7 separate regions of the Homo sapiens genome follow, and all the other regions are linked to region 7. Evidence: chromatin contacts called from ENCODE Hi-C or POLR2A ChIA-PET data. All regions are on one chromosome and are shown on one strand. Each heading gives the region's core, a stretch centred on a gene start or an enhancer-like site at or near the end of the contact. The rest is flanking DNA. Distances are from core to core; before and after follow the strand shown.

The links. A loop is a pair of places that touch in the nucleus more often than their neighbours do. ChIA-PET counts read pairs that join two places held with the same protein, here RNA polymerase II (POLR2A). Pooled maps may share reads with other maps.
Region 1: a map of CD8-positive, alpha-beta T cell shows a loop between it and region 7 (7-fold over the local background). The contact joins the promoter of MTURN here to the promoter of KBTBD2 in region 7. A Hi-C loop is called at or near these places in 2 of 168 maps with a recorded cell type or tissue (CD4-positive, alpha-beta memory T cell and CD8-positive, alpha-beta T cell) and 4 of 50 pooled maps.
Region 2: a loop to region 7 is called in a map of CD8-positive, alpha-beta T cell, with 14 times the contacts of the local background. The contact joins the promoter of FKBP14 here to the promoter of KBTBD2 in region 7. A Hi-C loop is called at or near these places in 4 of 168 maps with a recorded cell type or tissue (CD14-positive monocyte, CD4-positive, alpha-beta memory T cell and CD8-positive, alpha-beta T cell), 5 of 37 single-sample maps with no recorded cell type and 16 of 50 pooled maps.
Region 3: a loop to region 7 is called in a map with no recorded cell type, with 9 times the contacts of the local background. The contact joins the enhancer-like site here to the promoter of KBTBD2 in region 7. A Hi-C loop is called at or near these places in 3 of 37 single-sample maps with no recorded cell type and 3 of 50 pooled maps.
Region 4: a loop to region 7 is called in a pooled map, with 11 times the contacts of the local background. The contact joins the promoter of ZNRF2 here to the promoter of KBTBD2 in region 7. A Hi-C loop is called at or near these places in 1 of 37 single-sample maps with no recorded cell type and 10 of 50 pooled maps. POLR2A ChIA-PET finds 5 or more read pairs at or near these places in 1 of 52 experiments (activated CD4-positive, alpha-beta T cell).
Region 5: a map of natural killer cell shows a loop between it and region 7 (13-fold over the local background). The contact joins the promoter of SEPTIN7 here to the promoter of KBTBD2 in region 7. A Hi-C loop is called at or near these places in 2 of 168 maps with a recorded cell type or tissue (CD8-positive, alpha-beta T cell and natural killer cell), 3 of 37 single-sample maps with no recorded cell type and 14 of 50 pooled maps. POLR2A ChIA-PET finds 5 or more read pairs at or near these places in 1 of 52 experiments (activated CD4-positive, alpha-beta T cell).
Region 6: a loop to region 7 is called in a map of naive thymus-derived CD4-positive, alpha-beta T cell, with 9 times the contacts of the local background. The contact joins the promoter of HERPUD2-AS1 here to the promoter of KBTBD2 in region 7. A Hi-C loop is called at or near these places in 2 of 168 maps with a recorded cell type or tissue (both naive thymus-derived CD4-positive, alpha-beta T cell) and 13 of 50 pooled maps. POLR2A ChIA-PET finds 5 or more read pairs at or near these places in 1 of 52 experiments (PC-3).

What each region holds. Positions count from the first base shown.
Region 1 is chr7:30,133,476-30,136,703 of GRCh38, reverse strand. It overlaps MTURN (maturin, neural progenitor differentiation regulator homolog), which reads right to left and starts at 1,718. Exons shown (of 3, transcript NM_152793.3): 1 at 1,406-1,718. The coding sequence starts at 1,567. It overlaps LOC105375216 (a long non-coding RNA gene), which reads left to right and starts at 1,990. Exons shown (of 3, transcript XR_927146.3): 1 at 1,990-2,100. RefSeq lists silencers at 591-770, 1,091-1,230, 1,423-1,800, 1,571-1,820.
Region 2 is chr7:30,025,318-30,028,125 of GRCh38, reverse strand. It overlaps FKBP14 (FKBP prolyl isomerase 14), which reads left to right and starts at 1,424. Exons shown (of 4, transcript NM_017946.4): 1 at 1,424-1,814. The coding sequence starts at 1,618. FKBP14-AS1 (FKBP14 antisense RNA 1) reads right to left here. Exons shown (of 3, transcript NR_187577.1): 3 at 885-2,739. RefSeq lists an enhancer at 1,019-1,168.
Region 3 is chr7:35,727,806-35,730,675 of GRCh38, reverse strand. No RefSeq gene overlaps it. Among named protein-coding and RNA genes, the nearest start is that of LINC03013, 13 kb to the right of the region's middle. RefSeq lists enhancers at 134-383, 1,294-1,393, 1,844-1,993. Within about 2 kb of position 1,320, at least 9 of the 41 ENCODE cell types and tissues checked have a DNase peak (open chromatin) inside an H3K27ac peak, as active enhancers do.
Region 4 is chr7:30,283,284-30,286,331 of GRCh38, reverse strand. ZNRF2 (zinc and ring finger 2) reads right to left here and starts at 1,735. Exons shown (of 5, transcript NM_147128.4): 1 at 506-1,735. The coding sequence starts at 974. LOC124901607 (a long non-coding RNA gene) reads right to left here. Exons shown (of 3, transcript XR_007060274.1): 3 at 2,078-2,133. It overlaps LOC105375218 (a long non-coding RNA gene), which reads left to right and starts at 247. Exons shown (of 4, transcript NR_136267.1): 1 at 247-272. RefSeq lists silencers at 490-619, 770-849, 930-1,319, 1,400-1,449, 1,460-1,889.
Region 5 is chr7:35,799,552-35,802,564 of GRCh38, reverse strand. SEPTIN7 (septin 7) reads right to left here and starts at 1,508. Exons shown (of 14, transcript NM_001788.6): 1 at 1,295-1,508. The coding sequence starts at 1,355. SEPTIN7-DT (SEPTIN7 divergent transcript) reads left to right here and starts at 1,940. Exons shown (of 5, transcript NR_120512.1): 1 at 1,940-2,075. RefSeq lists silencers at 597-1,046, 1,077-1,316 and enhancers at 1,467-1,856, 1,471-2,094, 2,217-2,276.
Region 6 is chr7:35,693,582-35,696,813 of GRCh38, reverse strand. HERPUD2-AS1 (HERPUD2 antisense RNA 1) reads right to left here and starts at 1,608. Exons shown (of 1, transcript NR_136255.1): 1 at 1-1,608. HERPUD2 (HERPUD family member 2) reads left to right here and starts at 1,679. Exons shown (of 9, transcript NM_022373.5): 1 at 1,679-2,013; 2 at 2,187-2,630. The coding sequence starts at 2,484. RefSeq lists a silencer at 1,801-2,210 and an enhancer at 1,653-2,540.
Region 7 is chr7:32,890,379-32,893,190 of GRCh38, reverse strand. KBTBD2 (kelch repeat and BTB domain containing 2) reads left to right here and starts at 1,431. Exons shown (of 4, transcript NM_015483.3): 1 at 1,431-1,655. RefSeq lists enhancers at 882-941, 647-1,350 and a silencer at 1,122-2,071.

The DNA.
Region 1 (3,228 bases), core at 469-2,968, 2.8 Mb after region 7:
CTGGAGTGCCACTTGTGGAATGCCCAGGTGGATCCCTGCCCTCCTCAGGGGGTGCGTGTGGGCGGAGGGAATGCTTTATCGGCCAGGCATACATAAGCCTTCACCTCTCCAGGACCAAGAAAGGCGGTCTTGCAGTCTCCCTAACTCCTTCGCGAACTTCCCGTAGGTGGTCAGGGCGCTCGGCGGCAGGACCACGGCCCAGCTTTGTCTCCCCCACCTGAGGAGCGTGCACCAGGCCGCGCCCCGCACCACCCCACCTCCGCCCACAAGGCCCGCGACCACACGGTCACCCGCGCCCACGGCCGCCTCCATCTTACATTTGGGGATCATTATTTATTCCCCGACCTTGGAAACACTTCATGAGCACCGTGCTCGCCCTACTCCACCCCTCCCACCCCGACTCCCCTGCCCTCCGCATCCCCTTCCTCAACTGCCAGAGTCGGGATCCCAGGTGGGTGCAGGATTCAAAGTGGAAGGTTTGGACACCGCAGTCCCAGTTCCCGGTCCCTCTGAGCCGGGGCTGAGGGGATTCCCCGTCATCTGGAAAAGCCAACGGGCTTCAGCAGGGCCAGGGCACCGCCTCGGCTGGAGAGAACCCGCCCGGGCCACACACACCTCTCGGGCAGCTCAGAGAGGCAGCGAGGGCAGCGCGGGGGCAGGGGGAGAGGCGTGCCGCGTGTGCGCGTGAGTGTGCGCGTGTGAGGGTGAGGGTGTGAGCATGTGTGTGTGTGTGTTGGGGTGTATGCGCAGGCGCGCGTGCGTATTAAGATCCGGGGTGTAATTCCGCAAAGAAGGTCCAGGAGATCGGGCATCGCTAGTATGGACAGAGCTTTGTGTCCAAACAGGCAGTGCAAGGACTAACCCGCGAGGGCGGGGAGTGGGGTTCTCCCGGGAGGGGCAATGCGAGGAGCCGAGGCTGGGCACCGGAGGGGAGCGGGATTCCTATCCCGGACGGGACGCCTGGATGTGGGAAGCTCCGGACCTGGGCTCCTGCCGGAGGGTCCGTGCGCCCCAGACCCGGCTGGTCCGACGCGGGTGACACCCACACCCCAGGGATGCTCCATGCCAGGCACCGCGCACGGGCCGCGAGGTCGGGTTCCCGAAACGGCGCCCGCAGCAGCGGGGAGAGGAGTGGCCTTTAGGGGGACGCCACACCTCCCGCCCCGACCCGGCTCCCCGGATCCTCCGGGCGCCTTGCCCGCCGCCCACCGGGCCCCACCCGGGCAGCGGAGCCCGCACCGCCCGGCCCGGGGCTTCCCCGGCGGAGCACGCGGGGCGCGGGGCGCGGGTTACGGCCCCCCACTCTGCGCCCACCGCCGCCCACCGCGCGGGAGCTCGGGCGCAGGGACGCACCGCCGCGTCCACACTCCCGCCGGCTCCGGCGGTCCCTCCTCCAGGCACTCACAAAATTGTCGCCGCAGCCGTTGTCCGGACACAGCACATAGAAGGAGACGCCGGGGTCGGCGTAGAAATCCATCCTGCGTTCGGTCTCCTCGGTGGCGATGAGCTCGAAGGGCGTGTTGGAGCACCATTTCTCCGCAACGTCGGCCAGCTGCTGGAAATCCATCGCGGCCCCGCGCCCGCCTCCCGCCGCCGCCCGCCCTCCCGCTCCTAGGCGCCCTCCTCCCGGGCGGGCAGCGCGGCGCTCGGCTCGGCCTGCGCGGGCTCCTCCGGGGCCGGGCTGGGCCGGCTGGGACTGTTTACATGCGGTGCGGAGTGGGGCGGGCGGCGGCCGGGGACAGCGCGGCGCCGCGCCCGCGGCTCCTCCTCCGCCCCGCCTCCCCCCGCCCCCTTGCGGGCCGCCGTGGGGGTTGGCGCGGCCGGGCCGGGACGCGGGGCGGCGGGAGGAGCGGCCGGCACCCCCGCGGGCGCCCGGATTTTCCTGGGCGCTCCCGCCCCCCCTTTATTTTTAAACAAACCCGGAGCATCCCGGGGCCCTGGCCATCGCGGTGCCGCCCCGGGCCGTGACGTCATGGGCCCCAGCCAATCACCGGAGCCTGAGACCGCGCCGCGGCTTGCGAGCCCGGTGACGTCACAGCGCGAGCCTGGAATCCGCAGCTCCGCGGGTTACCTGGAAGCGGTGCGAGCGCCCAATACCTGGTTAGCGTTTCTGTGGAGTTAGAAAGCCCAGGAAGCGTTTGCCCAAATGCGATTTAAATGCAAGGGAGGCCATAGAACTGCAGATAACTTGGACCTTGTCTGGGGCTAGCAGTGGAGGAGCTGAGAAAATCTAAGGAAAAGGGAGCTTTTCTTTTTGCAGAAACCAAAGTTCTGTTCTCCGATTGATTTAAGGGAATGTGTCTTCTTAATGCATTTATCAGACACTAATATGAATGTTCACTTGCAAAGGGCGTGTGTGATTTTTTATTTGCGTTACGTAAAGCTGAATATTTCTTAGAAATGAGCCTCATAAGACTGGCTTCAGTATTATTCAGCTTGAATTCACATTGCATAACCTAAAAAGGTCAAGAGGATAAAGCACATTTTAAAACAAGAGTGTGTGGCCCAACGATTGCACCTGTTGAGTGCTCACTGGCTGCCATATACTGGACAGGCATTACTGGATTGCAGAAAATGCACTAGGGTCCTCGCCCTCAGGACTTGAACACTACAAACACAGACACGTTATAAACATTCAGCCAGCTTTTTTCTGTAAAGTGTGTCTTCTGAACCAGGCACTGTGCACGAATTTACATTCCCACCAACACGTATATATGTTTCCTTTTCTCTGCACCCTCACCAACATCTGCTGTTTTTTGACTTTTTAATCATAGCCATTTTGACTGGTGTGAGATTGTATCTCATTGTGGTTTTAATGTGCATTTCTCTGATAATTAGTGGATGTTGAGCATTTTTTCATATGTTCGTTGGCCACTTGTATGTCTTTTTTGAGAAATATCTGTTCATGTCCTTTGCCCACTTTTTAATGGGTTTTTTTTTTTTCTTGTTGAGTTGTTTGAGTTCCTTGTAGATTCTGGATATTAGTCCTTTGTCAGATGCGTAGTTTGCAAATATTTTCTCTCATTCTGTAGGTTGTCTATTTACTCTGTTGATTGTTTCTTTTACTGTGCAGAAGCTTTTTAGTTTAATTAAGGCCCATTTGTCTATTCTTGTTTTTGTTGCACTTCCTTTGGGGTTTTAGTCATAAATTATTTGCCTAGGCCAATGTTGCAAGGAACTGAATTCTGCCAACAACCCGAATGAGCTTGAAAAGCAGATTTTTTTCTC
Region 2 (2,808 bases), core at 175-2,674, 2.9 Mb after region 7:
CTATTCTTGTTCCAAAGCTGCCTAATTGATCTCACACACTTGAGGTAACCAATAACAGGGCGTAAAGAGATTATTGGAATTTCAGGGTAGAATACTATGAGGCCAGTGTAAACAGATGTTGTCCAGACTCTAAGGTCTCACTATGGAAGTGTTGATCTACTGACCCGGAGCACTGACATCACCTAAGAGCTTGTTAGAAATGCAGAATCTTGCACCCACCCCAGACCTCCAGATCAAAATCTGCATTTTAAACAAGATCTTCAGGGGGATTCCTATGCACATAGAGTGCGGATATGCACTGTGTTAAGGTTATTAGACCAGAAAAAATGTTAACTACAGATTAAGTGGAAAGAGGAGGTGAGAAAAGACTACAATACGATTTAAATCGCTTTAAGTATATGTCACAGAAGCATGCACCAAAATATTAAGAGGATTGTTTGCGGCTGGTGGTGGTATCGGCGAGCTTTCTTTTTCTTTAAAGTTGCCTGATTTAGTAAATAAAAATGCAAAACCATTATTCGTTATGTATCTGAAATTCCAACTTGATTCGACTCCCCAATATTATCTGGAAATCTTACTTTAGTGCTTTCCAATTTCTTCCAAAATGACTTCAATGAACATGCATTACTTTTGAACTTAGGCAAAAAATGTAAAACTAGAAAATGTAAACTACGATGAGGCTGTGTAATTCGTAACCATGATTACCATTTCTTCTTTAAAGCGGAAGTCTGCAAGTCGAAACTCATTATTTACCCTGTAAGGTAACTTAAGGGATAAATTATTAGCAGCCATAACATGACGTGGTGCTGTGGAATGAATCAGACCTGGTTTGAAGGCAGAGCTCATTTGCTTCGGGGCCAAACAACCTTAAGCAGGACAGTTAATATCTCCTGGTGTAAATTTACTTCTCTTTTAAATGGGAAAAAAGAACCTGCCTTACTGGGTGTAGTGAGGTTCATGCAACGGGAACGCGCTTTGTGAACCCTCAAGCAGTATGTCAGTCTTTACAGTTTATAAGCAATAGCAAAATCCTAGGATTGTGGCATCTTGGGGGGCCGCTCTCCAACGGCGAGAGTAAACGAGTCTTTCCTGGAACCCCGAAGATTTCATAGGGCCCCGGGACTCTTCCTACGTCTCTCAGCAGGGTTCTTCACAGAGATAAATCAGCCGGAGGAGTTTCCGGTTGGCTCTGCGCCCCGCCCCTCTCCCAAAATCCACGCTGGTTGAATGCTGAAATCCACCGGGCTCTAGGACCACAAGGGATGATCCGCCGCTTGGCAGCTGCCCGGCTCTACCGGGCTGTAAATTCCATCGTTGCAGCGTCATTGGCTTGAGAGCTGCCTGAAGGACAGCACCAATAGCCAATGGGAGGCTGCTATTCCCAGGCGGCCGCGTTATAAGAGCCAGTCAGGCCGGCATTTGGGCTTAACTCTTTAAAGGTAGGTTCGTGACCCTTGAGAAAAGAGTTGGTGGTAAATGTGCCACGTCTTCTAAGAAGGGGGAGTCCTGAACTTGTCTGAAGCCCTTGTCCGTAAGCCTTGAACTACGTTCTTAAATCTATGAAGTCGAGGGACCTTTCGCTGCTTTTGTAGGGACTTCTTTCCTTGCTTCAGCAACATGAGGCTTTTCTTGTGGAACGCGGTCTTGACTCTGTTCGTCACTTCTTTGATTGGGGCTTTGATCCCTGAACCAGAAGTGAAAATTGAAGTTCTCCAGAAGCCATTCATCTGCCATCGCAAGACCAAAGGAGGGGATTTGATGTTGGTCCACTATGAAGGCTACTTAGAAAAGGACGGCTCCTTATTTCACTCCACGTAAGTAATTATGCCCCGCAGGTAAAATAGTAATTAAGAATCCACTCACTTATGCCAGCTCTCCAGCAGGAAAGGTGGCCTGTACCTGGTTTTGCCTCTTTTACAAAACCGAAATATCTTATTTCCTTCTTTGGGAAAGGAAATTGTTTAAAGCCAGTTTTATATAGCGAGCGAGGCCTTTGAAGGTCTTGTTGGAAACATGTGGTCTGGAAAAGGCTGTTAATTTTTTTTATTATACAAATTAGAACTAGAATCTTTGAAATATTGCAGAAATATATCTGGGTGTATAATTGGCCAATAAGTAGAAAAAGCCCAAAAGAATTCTCATATCTCAAACTCCATTTCTTAAAGAAAATGACTTGATTCCATTTTTAATGTGGTGTAGGTGATGTTCACCTAAAACTTTTCACAGCGACTTCAAAAGCAAACTACACTATCACTTATTTGCCTGTTGAAGGATATACTAATGCCGTTTCACTGACCTACTTCTTTTGTTCTGACGAATGGTATTTTGGTCAAGGCACAGGACCATGATTTCAGTCATTTGCTTCTTTCTAGAGAGTCAGACTTCATTGATGAGGTGGGTGTGGTTTTGGAAGTCTAGGTGAAGGATTTTCAGGTGGTTACACTATCATTTCTGTTCTATAAACGAAGAAATTGGAACATGGAAATGGTTTACAGCCTAATGATTTTCAATTAGGCATCGGTTCCATTCATTCCATTATGACAGTATTTAGTGAGCATTTCCTTGATGTTAAGCCATGTTCTGGGTGCTAGGAAGATTCAGAAATTTTGGCTTCTAATCATCTTCATCTATTCATTAGTCTGTCCATCTATCAAACTCTTATTGAATGGTCACAAGTCAGGTCCTGGAGACGCAAAGATGGCTAGAAGCAGGTTCTTGTCCTCTAACAGTATACACCATCTACAGGTGGGAGAAAGACAAGTAAATAATGCAATGATATAGGGTACAGAATATTCAAAGTGCTAGCAA
Region 3 (2,870 bases), core at 71-2,570, 2.8 Mb before region 7:
GTATAAGAAAATAGCATTTCTCACACCAGTCTTTCTTTATGGTTAACCAGACCACTAGACCTTCAGACGGCCTTCGTGGGTTGCAGGTTGAGTGTTTGTTGACAGAAAGGGATAAAGAACAAAGTCATAATGCATGTGATATATGGGGAAGTGAAAGAACAACTTTAAGTCCATTTGGTTAAGAATAGGAATATGAACTTATGAGGCCAACCCCACCTGGGGTTTCTGGCGTGGGAAGGGGCTGCCTCATCAGTGCAGGGTCACCCATAAGCAGGCATGGGCACTGGCAGAGCAGGGGCACCAAAAGAATCCCAGTACCATTACATGGGTGATGTTGGCTATTTGATATTTTGAAAAACATCTAAAATGTGTCATTGTAGGAAAAACCAGAACTTTGCTGGACTTCTTTACAGGCATGTGCATGATGGCATTGTTTCCTACATTAAATTACGTATGGAAGCACCATCAACTTTGCAGTGCCCAGAGTCTCTGAAGATCTTAATCTGGCCCTGCCGATCATGGTTGATGGGGCAGTGAACTCATTTCATCTATCATATACTTTCAAATATGTGTGTGTGTGTGTGGGTGGGTGGGGGGTTCCCATTATGTAATAAGAGGTAAATGGGATAAGAACAGTTTCTGTGTAAATCCTTGAGGAATAATAGTGGTCTTTGGGGAAGGTTGGTCTAATTCAGTTATTAACATTGGGGTTAGTGTTCTGAAAAGCTCCTATTCCTCCTTCAACACTTTCCCTGCGGTTACCTTTGTGAAGCTTTCTTTTCCCAGCTCCCTGCTCTTGCTTCCCCCAGCAATTATCAACTCCTCTTCTGTGCCATAGGTATTATATTTATCACATTGCATCATGCTCCCTTTTATTCACTTCTGATTCCCTGTGAGGCTCAGAGCTCCTGGAAATATGTCTCTTGTTCATTATCTTATCTCATTCATCTTTGTATCTAGCACAGTCCCTGAGACCTGCTGGAGGCTCTGAGATTATGCCACAGACAGTTTAAAACCAGACTCTGGAGGCTAGGGGAGTTTCTAAGAAAAAGATGTCCTTTGGTGACTCCGCTTTTAAGACATGTCAGGTGTCTAACACTGGCCCCCCAGCAGGACAGATGAGCTTGATTGCCTCTAGAGCTTCTCATTTCTCCTCACAGCTTTTCTGCTAGGCTGCTCGGTGACTCACAGCAGGAAGAGGAGGCATTGGTGCTAAACTGTCCCCTAACACCTCCTCCACCATGCCCCAAAAAACCAAAAATGACAAAAAAAAAAAAAACTAGCTGAGATACTTTGGGTTGCCGGGCCCATCACTTTCTGCTTTTCAGTTCCTTATTCTGTAGAAGTCATGAGTTGAAATGGGAGACCTAAGTTTCCTTCAGGCTGTAAACTCTCTGAGTCTTTGATACTACTGCTGGGCAATGGTCATCTCATACTCCTGCCCTCCTCCCACTCTGCAGAGCAGATCAGGCCTGGTTCCCAAGGAACAAGACCTGCACCCACCCCAGCCCCTGGGCTGCCCTTCTGTAGCATGTCTTTCCTTGCTGTCTGCCTCTGTGCTCTCCTGCTGTACCTTTCATTCTGTGGATCAAGCCTGCTCTCAATGGCCATTTTAACCAGATTTTATCTCTGTAAAAATGGTAAGTGATAAATTTAGAACATTACATATACCATGATGCTATTTATGTGTTTTATTTTCAACTTCATGTGCTGGCCTTTTGTCTGCTTGCTCTCAGATCCATTCCAGACCATCCTCTATCTGGGCTTTGTATCCTTGGGAACTACATTTTCCAGGCTCATTTCCAGACTGGCTAAGGAGAGCCAGTGACAGACACTGGAGAATGAGAGGAGGGAAGAAGACAGGTTATGTCTCCCTTTCTCCCTGCTTCACATGGTGTCTGATAGGTTTCGTCCATGTCTCCACCTACTGTCAGATAGCCTCTTCCTCTACTGCTCCAGATTTAGCTGGAAGTGCTGCCATGGTCCCAGATTCTTCCAGTTGACCCAAGCTCCTGGGCTCTGGTAACTCTGCTTCCTCCCTCTGTCCCTCCAGCTCCAGGGTTGATAGTGGCTTCCTGCTGTTCTGTGGCCACTGAACTCCCCCACCATCTCTGTTAAATTCCCTCTGCTTGCAATGTCATATCTAGCACTGCTCTGCCTTCTGATTGCACTCTGACTAAAACACTCTGAATGTATGTGCACAATGTATATATGTGCAAAAACACAAATATATGAGTATTCATCTGAATATACATGTATGAAAGCACATAATGTATGAAGATATGTACATGTATGAAAACACACAGAAGAAGATCTAGAAGTTTACACATGAAACTGTTAAGAGTGGAGTGTGTGTCTGGGAAAGGAATGGGACTGGGCTGGTGTGGAGTTGTGAAGGAGGATCGCGGCTTTTTAAAAAGTAGCTTTATTGTGGCATCATTTACATATAAAAGACTATAGCTTTTATATGAGTTTGATTTTTTTTACAATGAACTTGTATTCACATGTTGCTTATATAATATGAAAAATAACTAGTTAAAAATATTAACAGCAGGAGTGGGCAATATATCAAGTGCTTTAGCCTAAGCTGTAATCCATGTAGGGAAAGCTCTGCAGAGATGCTGACATTCATAAATGTTACTATTTACCATGTTCCAGGCACTATGCTAGGCCTTGAAGGGCTATCAATATGGGCATGATCCCTCTCTGTGTTATCTGCAATAATTAAATACACAATTTGTGTCAACCTTTACTCATTATGAAGAAGTAAAGAGGGCAACACCAGGCCTAGTCTAGTCAGTGTAGGCTCCCTTGAGGCCATGACTCACCAGCTAACACCCAAAAGTTGAGTAAAAACAGCTTAGTTACTG
Region 4 (3,048 bases), core at 486-2,985, 2.6 Mb after region 7:
CTGACACAGATTTCAGGATTACAGCTTTATACTAAAAGTCGGTCCAAACATGGTAACTCAGTGTTCATTTGAGACGCTTTGACTTTTGGCCTTTAAAAACTGTTCCCCACTCGAGTCCCCAGATAGAACTACATTTAGCAACTGGTCTCCTCCTGACTTCCTGGTACTAAAAACCACAACCACAAGGGCTGTTTCGTCGGTTTGTTGTAAAACAACATTTGCTCCAGTCATCTCACTGGAAAATAGACTTTCTCTACTGGGCAGCCGCTGAGGTGAGGGTGCTCAGGATGTTTAAAAACAAAACCACGCGTCTATGCGGTAGCGGCACCGCCGGTGTTAAGCGCCGGGTTTCTTCCAGGATGGAGACCGACGCGGGCTGGTCCGGGAGGCAGCCCCCGGCGCCCCGGCAGAAGGAGAAAAGGAGAAGGGTAAAAATAGCCGGCGGCCACGGCCCACGTGCAGCCGCGGGAGGACCGAGCGCGGGTGCGCGGAGAGGGGTCCGTACCTCCAAACATGTGCGGCGAGAGGTGAGCTGGTAAGGAGCCGATCACCAGGCGCGGCCCGCCGGGGCTCCCGCCCACCGGCCGGTCCCGGCCGCCGCCGCCGTCCTCAGGGCTGCTGTGCACCGAGTCCTGCGAGCCGTACGGGCCGCTGCTGCTGTTCGGGATGCTGAAGGGGGACTGCGCCGCGCGGGCCCCCGACGCCACGCTCCCCACGGCCCCGCCGAGGGAGCGGCTGCGCGGGGCCGCCGGGGCTGCCGGGGCCGCCGCGGCCGCCGCGGCGCCGCCGGAGGCGCTGGGCTGGTGCGCGCTGGGCACCTGAGCCGGGAACCTCCCCGCGGCGGCGGCCCGAGCGCCCCCGCCGCCGCCCGCGGTCCCATTGGCGCCTCCGCTGCTACTGGAAGGTAGATCCGAGCCCGAGTACGCGCGCGTGCGGCCGTTAGCGGCGGCCGGGCCGCTCTGTTTGGCGCCCATGTCCGCCCTGCCCCGGGCCGGGCCCGCGCGCTGCGCCCCGAGAGCCGGGAGGGCGGGAGCGAGCGCGGGAGCTAGAGGGCAGGGCCCAGGCGCCGCGGCCGGCCCAGAGAGGCCCCCGCACGTCCAGGGCCGCCGCCCGGCGTCCAGAGGGGCAGTCGGCGCCCGGCGCGCTCTTCTTGGGGCGGCGGGCGAGGCCGACGGCCTGACGCGGGCGCGGGAGACGAGGAGACGCGGAGAGGAAGGGGTCCCGGCTGCAGGCACCCCTCGCTGGCTCCAGCAGGAAGGGGCGGCTCAAGTGGCCGTGCGGCTGCCGCTGGTTTCGGTTCTGGTGCGCCACGACGGGCCGCTACCGCTCTCTGCTGCCGCGCTCGGCGCCCCCGATCTCGGCACCGCCTCCTCTCGGGCGGCCGCTGCTACCGCCGCCATCCTCCGGCTCCCACGGCGGCTGGCGGCTGAGTGGGAGGCGCCCGCCCAGACTCCGCCGGGGCCACCTTCCCTCCTCCCCCAGCCACCCAGCTGTTATTAACGGAGAAAGAGGAAAAACGGGTGGCGCGCGAGGGGAGAACGAAAAATGGGAGGGAGAGGTGGCGCGCGCTTCCCGGCAACCGTCGCCTCGCTCCCCCTGCGAAGGAGGGGCCGGGCTGGCGGGAGGATCTGGGCCGCGAAGGCGGGGGGTGCGCAGATGGGGAGGAGGTTCCCCGGCCCCGCGCCGGAAGGCCGCGGAGCGGCGCGGCTGCAGGGTGCGCCCGGCCCGTGTGTTTGGGTCGCGCGCGTTGACCCCGCCCCCGCCCCCTCGTGCCGCCAGGCCGATTGGCTCCCGCCGGCCTTGCTCCGCCTCCCCCTTCCGCGACCTGCCTGCCCCTGCTCCGCCTCGCCAAGGTACTGCGGTGTGGTAGGTGCTGCCACTCGTGGACTCGGTGATGGACAGGTCTCTGGCCACGCCCTCCCAGCCAGGGCGCGCCCTTGTCTTCCTCGCGGGGCCTACGCCGATAGGAGGAACGGACACCGGGCGCCAACCAGAAGGCGGCCCCTCCTCCCGCACGTGGCCCGCCGACGCTGTAGGAGCCTGTGTCAGCTGCAGCTTTTCCTGGCAGGGGGCGTGAATGGCTGTGTCCTCTGCCCAGAGCCGTTTGGTTTCGGTGGGTGTTGGTGTTACACACTGATTAAAAAAAAAAACAGAAGCTCAAAAGCCAGCTTGATCTCAGACTTACTCATGAAACACCAACCTGGGAGGAAGCGCAGAGTTGGAAGAACTCGGGATAATCCAGGTTGACCCTCTGTGGTAGGGCAAATACTGTGGTGCCAGGAACGCTGCACCTGACTCACAAAACCTAGAATCTAGGCCCAACACCAAACTAAATTATCTGTAGTGAGCAAATTATTTTACTTTTTTGGACTTTAGGTTTATTTTTGTTTTTGTTTTTGAGACGGAGTCTCGCTCAGTCACCCAGGCTGGAGTGCAATGGTGTGATCTCGGCTCACTGCAACCTCCGCCTCCCGAGTTCGAGCGATTCTCCTGCCTCATCCTCCAGAGTAGCTGGGATTACAGGCACGTGCCACCACGCCTGGCTAATTTTTGTATTTTTAGTAGAGACGGTCTTTCACCATGTTGGCCAGGCTAGTCTTGAACTCCTGTCCTCAAGTGATCCACCTGCCTCGGCCTTCCAAAGTGCTGGGATTACAGGCGTGACGTACCGCACCAGGCCGACTTTAGGTTTCTTACCTGAACTGTTTGTGTTAAATCCTAGGGCACCTGCCTCTTTAAAATCCTATAACTTCTCTAAAATGTAATAAAATTCTCCTCAGTGCCTTCCTCAGTGTTGGTGTGGTCTCTTCACGGCAGAGCAGGGTCTGGATACCCAGGGAACAGCCTGCTCTGAGACTCCCATTATGAAAATGTCTAGTCTCTACTTGAAAATAATAATAGCAAGTGGTGTTTTATAAAACTACAGAAATACTTTGTCATCTTTTCACTATTTGCAATAAGTCATTTATGTAATGATTTTCATCACTCTTAGGGTATGGGAATCAAGTTTTTAAACAAATGGAGAATATATGTATACATATAAAGACG
Region 5 (3,013 bases), core at 259-2,758, 2.9 Mb before region 7:
ATGCTTAGTAATTTAGATGATCTGTTCATTTACATTCTCAGGGGCACTAACAAAGATATTTTTTCCTTTCATCAAAATAAAAAAGCCAGAAGAAAGAATTCTTAAAGCTGAACTATTTAGCAATAAACTCAAGAAATGTAGTAAGTTATTATTTCAGTAACTAAGAAAACACCTGGACGTCACAAATTCTTTCCTAGGACTGTAAAAACCCAAATTTGAAACAGTGTACTCTTCAAAAGTAACTCAGCAAATGGAAATGTCCTAGAAAAATCTCGGTTGCTTATTTCTTACTATACACACAGCTGAAATGGAACTCAGGAGTGGAAAATGTAAATGAAATGGCCTGTTCTTTTTCCAACATGTGGGGGAGGAAAGGAAATGAAAGGGCTCGTTAAGAGAATAACTGAGAATATTGAAATATTTTCAAAAATTAATTTCCCTAAACTTCGCCACTCCACATCTCCGCTCCCTCCCTTTTCCAAGGACCCTTCCCACCCTTTCTATCTCCTCCGGGGGGCGCCCTTCCCAGGCGTTCTCTTTCCCTTACTCCTAAAAATTAAGCCCAAATTCCAAACCAAACTACCGATTCTCCCTCCGTTCTCAAGACTCGCCCGCCATCCACCGGCCTTCCGGGCTGCGCCTGGAGAGAGGCAACCCCGAGAGGCGGGAGGAGGAGCGGGGAGGCGACGCGGTGACTGGAGCTGCGGCTGCAGCCGCCGCCGCCGCCTCCACCACAGCCTCAGCCTGGTGCATCCTTCTTCCTCCCTCCCCGCCGCCGCCCGCCCGGGTTGGCCCACACAGCACCCTCGCCCGAGCGTTCACACTCGTCCCCACCCTCCTAGCCAGGCCCACTGCCCCACGAGGGGACTTCTGCCGACGGGGATGCGGCCGGGGACAGGAGGAAGCGGGGCCGCGGAAGCCGGCGGGCCCGGGAGGAGACTGAGGAAAGGCGAAGGGACGGAGAGAAGCAAGGGCAGGGCTGAGACCACCACGCTCAGGCTGCTCCGGCCGCGGAGGCCGCGGCTCTGCGCCGGGGGCCAGCCCGCCGCGGCACAGGAAATGCCGCCGCCTCGGCTCTCCTCACGTTCAATTCAAACTGTCACCGCCGCCGCCTCCCCTCCCCCCGAGCCCGCCGCTGCCGCGCCCCGGGCCCGCAGTGGCCCCCATCCCGGCTCCCCTCGCCGCTGCCTCCGCCTCGCCTCAGGGCGTTCCCTAGCTCGGTCCAGCGGCCGCAGAGCTTCCCGGCATTCGGAGCCGCTGACCCCAAGTCGCGGCACCCGAAGCTGAGACTCACCCATGGTGCTGCTGTTGACGCTCCTCTCCTCAGCAGCAGCGGATCTCGCACTGACCGACATCCCCTCCCCCCCTCCGCGACCAGCCCCAGCGGAGCGCAGCCCGCCGATTCTCCAAAGGCGCCTACGCCGATTCCGCAGCGTAGCCGCCCGGCGTAGCTGCCTTGCTTACGCACGCTACAGCAGGCGGACTCCTCCACAGGCTCTCGCTCGACTCCCGCTCCCTCCTCCGTCCCCCGCCCCCTCAGACGAGGCTTCCGGGCCTAGCGGAGGCTGGCTTCCATCTCGCGAGATTACCGCCTCCCCAGCTCCGCCGCCTCGCTCCATTTCGAGCATGACTTCATTGGCGTCAGCAACGTTTTGCTGTTCGGGTTTAGCCGCCATGTTTAAGTTGGCCGGGTTTCGCACCACTGAGGTCATGGATACTCAGGCCTCTTTGCGTGTTTCTTCAACACTGCTTCTAAGGTTAACCGCGTTACATTTGTTGGAGAAAATCCTGGGAACGCTGAAAAGGACTAGTGGGTGGGGTGCGAGGGTGGGGTCTTGCCCGAATTAAAGATGGCCGCAGTCAGCTCTGCCCCGCGCAATTTCACGTCAAGTTTTGGAGCTGCGGGAGCCGGCCAGTTGGCCTCAGCGCCTCCTTACGGAATTGGCGTAAGGCAAAGAGGCGCGGCTGGAAGAACCAGACTGAGAAAGTGCCACAGGGCGGGGGCCGCATCCGCCCCTCGGCTTCTGGTTACTGACCCGACGGCTTTGTGAGTGAAAGTGAAGAGACACTTCGAGGCAGGTGTCTGTGCTCCCCATTCATCCCTGTTTCCGTGGCTATCTTGACTTTCGGGGTGAAAAGTGAGGTTAGGCCCTGTTTCCCCGACCCTTCCCTCGCGCCATCACACTCTAGTGGCCTGGCACAGCCCCAGAGGTCGGCCGCTGTAGCCCCCATTGCGGACTCGCCACATTCATATTGGCTCACCTTGTCGGTGCCCGGTTCGGTCCTCTTGGAGCTCACACTCCAGTTGAGGAAATGAATGGACACAGGAACTACTGGGTAACAAAATACTAATAAAGGGCTGCGATTGTGTGAGTTTCTACTGTAGCGATGAATGTCGCTGTCATTGGAACGTTCCCCAAGTGCCTTCTAGTGAAAGCCTTACTTCACTCGGAATAACCTGTGGTCTTTTCTTGAACGTGATGGCTCTCTTGGTTGTATTCTTCATGCACATGTGTTACTTTTCCTGTTTAACTACATGTTAAAGAAATGTGTATGTTCCTGTTTAACTGCATGTTTTAAAAAAGTATGTGTATTTTTAAGTTATAGGCACGTGCAAGAAAGTTCAGAGCAAAATAGCTTATATTAGTGAAACAATAAATGTCTACTAATAGGAGAATGGATGAATAAGTGTCATTGTTGAACAAATTGACATACAACACGAACCAAAAAATCAGTGAACTAAAGCTACCATTTTTCATATGGATAGAGTCATTAACCTAATATTGAGGAAGAAATGAAAAGACAGGTTGCGGAAAGATATATATGACATACCATAAATAAAAGTTTAATAATTACAAAAAAGTAAGATCAAACTAAAAATTGTATAAGGAAATGATAGATACCAAATTCAGAATACTGGTTGCTTCCAGAGATGAACAGAAGGGAATGTAACAAGAAGGGTTCATTTGTATCTATAACGTTTGTTTTCTACCAGAAATATCTTGAAAATGTG
Region 6 (3,232 bases), core at 359-2,858, 2.8 Mb before region 7:
GTGGAACCCAGTGACTAGTGTTTAGCTAGATTAGGACGAACCTGGGCACTTAGCCCTGCAGGAACAAGGGCAAGCCTTTAGCCCGATCAGGAGCAGCAATGGGCGCCTCGCTGGATCCAGAGGGATGGAAGTCAGCTGTGGGTCTGTGACAGCGGCAGACAGCAGTGGTGGACGGTGAGCGAAAGCTCAGCTTGAGCTGTGACACACACGTACCAGAAAAGTGTGCAATTGCAAGATTTAATAGAGTGAAAACAGAGCTTCCATACAAAGGGAGGGGACCCAAAGAGGGTAGCCACCGCTGGCTTGAATGCCTGGGTTTATATCCTGATCATTGTCCCTCCTGTTGTGCTCTCAGGCGATAGATGATTGGCTACTTCTTTACCTCCTGTTTTTCCCTAATTAGCATTTTAGTGAGCTCTCTTTACTACCTGATTGGTCGGGTGTGAGCTAAATTGCAAGCCCCGTGTTTAAAGGTGGACGTGGTCAATTTCCCAGCTAGGCTTAGGGATTCTTAGCCAGCCTAGGAAATCCAACTAGTCCTGTCTCTCAGTACCCCCTCTCAACAGGAAAACCCAAGTGCTATTGGGGAGGTTTGACCACCGCTCTAACTGCTTCCTGCTGAATTGGGGCACAGTAGGGGTTGTGCAGTTGAGATTTCCTCCGTAGGGGTGCCTTGTCTCTCAACTAATTCAGTGGTGGCTACCTCGAAGCCCTTCTGAAGCTAAGAGGGAAAGAGACCAGCTCGCAAAGTCCCCTATGTTATCTACTCCTAAGTGGAAGCTGGGAGCTGTGAAAATGCACATCTAACAACCCTTAACTTACTATACCGACTTCTAAACCACAGTAGAAAATGAAGAAAAGTTCGGCTATGGGCAATAGACTCAACCTTTTGTTCTATGTCTAACCTATAAAATAGAAAAATAATACTGTCATCCCTCATCTCCCACCATACTGAACACGCATTAGGTGCTCAATGAATACTTGTCCATTTTAGTGAAGATTAAGAGGAATGAGACGGAAACTGACACTTGAGAGGCTGGCACACGCCAGAACTGCACCACACTTTGCACTCATAGCTCATTTACTCATCAGCTTGTGGTCAGGTAGGCATTACCGTCCCCATTAGAGAAGTCAACGGAGGCTCAGCAAGGACGGCCAGGGTCCCCCAGAAAGTAGAGGAGGACTTCAGGTTTAACCAAAAGCCTGTACTCTTTACACATGTACCCCATGCCTTCTCCACCAAAGCTCCTGGCACCGTGCTTTGCAGACAGACGACGCTCAACACATTTTGAGCAGAAGCGTGGTTCAGCACCAGGAAGGACACCAACTTTTGCAGAGACGACTCTTGGGATGGAGAAAGACTTCCCAAATCTTCAGGGTGCGGTCAAGACAGGGTAGGCTAGCGCCAGGGGAGCTAGTGGCTAGGCCCCAGGGCAGCTGGGGCCGAGGCCGAGCAAACGGCCAGGGGAGAGGCTCCCAGGAGCCCGATCTGCCGCTGGGCGACGCGAAGCCTGGCGGCTAGAGTCCCGGGCAGCCCGAGCACGGCGGGAAGGCGGCAGCAACAGGATCGGCAGGGATGGCGGGGACGGGGGAGGTCCATGTGCAGGGGCGTGCCGCCGGTGACGCACTTCCGCCCTGCCTGTTCCGGCTTAAAGGGGCCCCAGACAATCCTCGCAATAACAACAAAACCGGCGCGCCAGCGGTGGCGCAACGGCTCTCGTCCCCGCCCTCCTGCTACCTGTAGTCGCCTGGGCCGCCCCCGGCCCAGCCCTGCCTTGCCGCCACCCTGCGCTGTCCAGACTGAGGGGTCAGGCGGAGAGCCGGGCCGCGCCTTCGGTCAGCTTCTCTCCCTTTCACCCGCGCCTCCTCGCGAGACCCGGGGCTGGGCCGTGCCGGTCGCCGCGCAGCAGGAAGGGAGCGGCTGCCACGGAAAACGCCTGGCCGGACGGTGTGGCTGGCGGCCCTGCCTGGGCGCGGAGGGCGGCGGTGGCGGGCCCCGCGGCCTTCTCTCAGGTACCCCAGTGCCCGCTGACCGCCCTGAGCGGCCCAGCTGCTTCCCCGATCCGCACCGCGGGGCCGTGGCGTAGGGGCCTTGTTGCGTTCCAGCTTGGGGGTCGCGGTGGGGCGGGGCAGTGACCCCGGGCCGGCCGTTGTGCCCTCATCCCTCCCACCCTTCCTTCGTATAGCTTCCTTTCTCCTCACGACGGCCTCCACAGTCCGGAGCCCGGCGGAGCCCGGACCTGGCGGGGAGAGCTGCCTCCACGGCCGGGCACCCAGACCCCACCGTCGCAGTCGCCACCACCTCAGTCCATCCTTGGTACCGGCAATGGGCTTCGTATCCTCCAGTGCACTTGTAACTGACTTGGACACGGAATACTAAGAACTCACTTCTGTCCTCATCCCAGTCGCGCCGGCGGTGACCATCTCGGCTCTTTTGGGCTTAACTGCCGCTCCTCTGGACTCTGTCTGACTTTGGGGGCACCATGGACCAAAGTGGGATGGAGATTCCTGTGACCCTCATCATTAAAGCACCGAATCAGAAATACAGTGACCAGACTATTAGCTGCTTCTTGAACTGGACCGTGGGGAAACTAAAAACGCATCTATCTAACGTTTACCCTAGCAAACCAGTAAGTGTGTAAAAGCTGGGGGCAGCTGCTCTGACCAGCAGCTTTTCGTGCCGTGTACCCTCCTTTTTCCTGCTTCTCCCCTCCAGTCTTGAATCAAATAGGTCTCTTTTGGTAGACCGCGAGGTATTTTGAGTTCTGAGGTTGTGTCTCCTGAGTGTTCGAACCATCATTAATATTTTCCTGATGAGGTTCAGTTAATTAGTAAGAGGAAGCAGAAATATCAAGGGACTTAAGAATTGGCAGGCAAAGACCGGGCGCGGTGGCTCACACCTGTAATCCCAGCACTTTGGGAGGCCAAGGCGGGCGGATCACGAGGTCAGGAGTTCGAGACCAGCCTTACCAACATGGTGAAACCCTATGTCTACTGAAAATACAAAAATTAGCTGGGCGTGGTGGCGCATGCTTGTAATCCCAGCTACTCAGGAGGCTGAGGCAGGAGAATCGCTTGAACCCGGGAGGCGGAGGTTGCAGTGAGCCAAGATCGCACCACTGCCCTCCAGCCTGAGTGGCACAGTGAGACTCTGTCTCAAAGAATTGGCAGGCATGGAAAAGGGACTACTTTCTTTGGACTTAAAGTCATCAACCTAATATGCGAGTGAGAG
Region 7 (2,812 bases), core at 182-2,681:
GACTAAGTACAGTGGTAGCATGCTGGAAACTCAATGAAGATTTGTTGAATGTAGTTTCCAGATTCTACAGTAAAACAATCCTTTATCAGTAGTTCCTGATAACACGCATCTTGGTGTGCATTCAGTTGATCTAGCCTAGTTTACAGGAAGAGGCTCCCTTCAGTAATGTACTGTATGGCCTTTCAGATTATAATTAGTCATCTATATTCTCTAGATTGGGCTTGTGCCAAGACTGTAAGTTAGGAAGGTAGGTGGAGTCTGTGTGGGCATTTCTGACAATTTTTTGATCCACGAATAGCTCCTAGCAAATTTACAGCCTGCCTGCCAGCAAGCTGTGCCAAGTTAACTAAAACAGTACGGGCCACAGCCATTAGCTGCTGCTACAAACGCTTCGCTTTGCGAAGCAACGCTGAAGGCGCTCTTTTGGAACTCGGGGGGTTGGGGGCGTGCAGCCGCCGCATTGCAGCACACAACGGAAGGCTTCAGACGCTGGAGCTGCCGTCCGCACCCAGATGTCTCTCTCTCCCTTTTCCCCTAACCTCCCCCAACTGCGGGCCCTTTTGGGTGCTGCTCTGACTTCTTCCTTGGCCTTGGGAAAAGCCGAAGCGGCTCTGGAGAGAGGAGGGCATGGTTTGGAGAAGAGGTGCTGCGGCAACAAAGCGACCCGCCCAACGCCTCCTCAACTTTCTCCTGCCCCCGGTCTGGTATTGTTTAGTCCTACTCATTCCCACTTTCCGAGCCAGCCTGCAAAAATCTGTATTTCAGGGGAAATTCCAAGGGATAAAACACCTCCTTCAGCATAACAATTGGTGTTTTGCTCTCTAGATTTCCTAGCAATGAACTTGTCGGGCCTCTCCATCCGCCCGTCTAGGCCCAAGGCCTCGGCCGCCGCGGCTACTCGGAGTGCCCCTCTGCCGCGCACGCGCCCCTCAAGGGCTCTCCCATGACCTTTCCCGGGAACCCCCTTCAATTACGCTTCCCGTCACCTCGCGCCGCCCCCGCCCTTCCTGCTCTTTCCGTTTCCTCTTTCGCGCCTGCGCGGCCCCAATTGTTTTGGCTTTCCGGTGGCATCCGGCAGAGGAAAAGGGCGGGGGCAGCTAGAGTAAGGGAGGGGCGGGGGACGGTCGCGAGGACCCGGGAAACTGCAAAACTGCCGCTGGTGCCGACAGGCGCGCGCGCGCGCGAGGCGGGAGGGCGGCGTGGCGAGGGCGGGCGCGGCAGGCTGGCCAGCGGTCCATTGCGCGCGCGTTCCCGGGCCGCGGGCGGGGGCGAGAGCGCGCGGCGGGGGCGGGGGCGGGGGCGGCGGGGGCGGCGGGCCCGGCGTCTCGCGGCCCCGGACTGACAAGGCGGCGCGGGCGGGCGGGCGGCGCGGCTCCCGGGGGAGGAGTCTGGCGGTGGTCGGGCCCTGAGGAGCGTGCGGCGGCGCCCGCAGAGGACGCTGCTTTCCGCGCTGGACGGACCAAGCGAGGGAGGGTGCGAGGGGAAACCGGAAGGAAGAGGCGGCGGCGCCAGCCTTCCTCGGCCGGAGGCGGAGGCGAGACCCCAGGCGAGGCCGCGGCGGGAGGGCCACGCCCCCGCCGCCGCGCCGGAGGGGCCCAGTGTGGACGGGGCCACCGGCTGGAGCGGATCCCACACCTCCGGACCGAGGGACGCGGGTGAGCAGGCGACAGTAGCGCCGGGCAGGCTGGGAGCCCGCGGCGACCTGTGGAGGGGCCGGGGAGGAGGGCTGTGGCGGGAGGGGGCTCGGCCCTTTGTGGCTCGGCGGGTGGGAGGCGGCGGCCGCGGCATCTTTCAAACCCGAGACGCTTCCGCCGCGGGCGGGGGAGGGGCGCGGGCGGCCGGCGCCGCCCTCCGCACCCCGCGGCGGCCCCAGGGCGGCGGAGCTCCGGGCAGGTCCGCGGGGAAGGGGCGGCCCGGTACGCCGCTAGCTGGGCGTTTCCGGCCCCGGCACCGGGCGCCTCGGCGCCCGCGGGGCTCCCGGGCGGCGCCTTGGCCTCGGCTCGCGCCCGCCCTTACCGAAGTAAAGCTGTTTCCCTTAAAGACTCGCGACGTGTTCGCGACATGGTGGGCCGAAGGAGGACACCCCCTTCCTTCTGTATTCCCCCCGCGTACATCTGAACTAACCAAGAGAGGTCTAGACGAACAGAGCTCCTGTTATGGTCTATATCGACTTAAAAAAGAAAGCAGAAACTGCCCTTTGAAACGGAAAATTGTGTACGTGTTTACTTTGTGAAATCTTTAACTTCCTTGAATTCGACCACCTCCTTCTCCCTACGGATTGAACAACCGGGGAATAGAAAAATCGCTTAGTTTGGTGTGGGGCGGTTATTTTGAGTTAACATCTTTTTTTCCCTTGGGCTTAGCTATCTAAGAACTCTACCTGCCTCAAAAGGTAGAGGAGCGTCCATCCCACGGGCTACCACGGTGACCCCTTCCAGTGAAAATAGGAAAAGAATTCAAAATACAAAATGAACTTTAAAAGGGTGTGTGTGTGAACTATCTTCTGTGTCAATTAGCCTTATGAAGACGTAGGCAACAGGACTGGTCACGTGTTGTTTATACTTGAATCTGTACGTCGGGCTCACAGCATTTAGGCATTGAGAAACGAAACCCTATCAACGCTGTGCACTGACCAAAATGATATTTTCTTTTATCGAGGCAACTAATTAACAGGGATCTTCCCCCTCTTCCCTCTGAGTTGTACATTTTTGCCGAATTTGAGTAGTATGGGTCTTAGATCTCTTGTAATTGTGAATGACTTAGTTTGGTTAACCTTTGATAAGGACTTTTTTCCCCGACTTTTTTTTCTGAT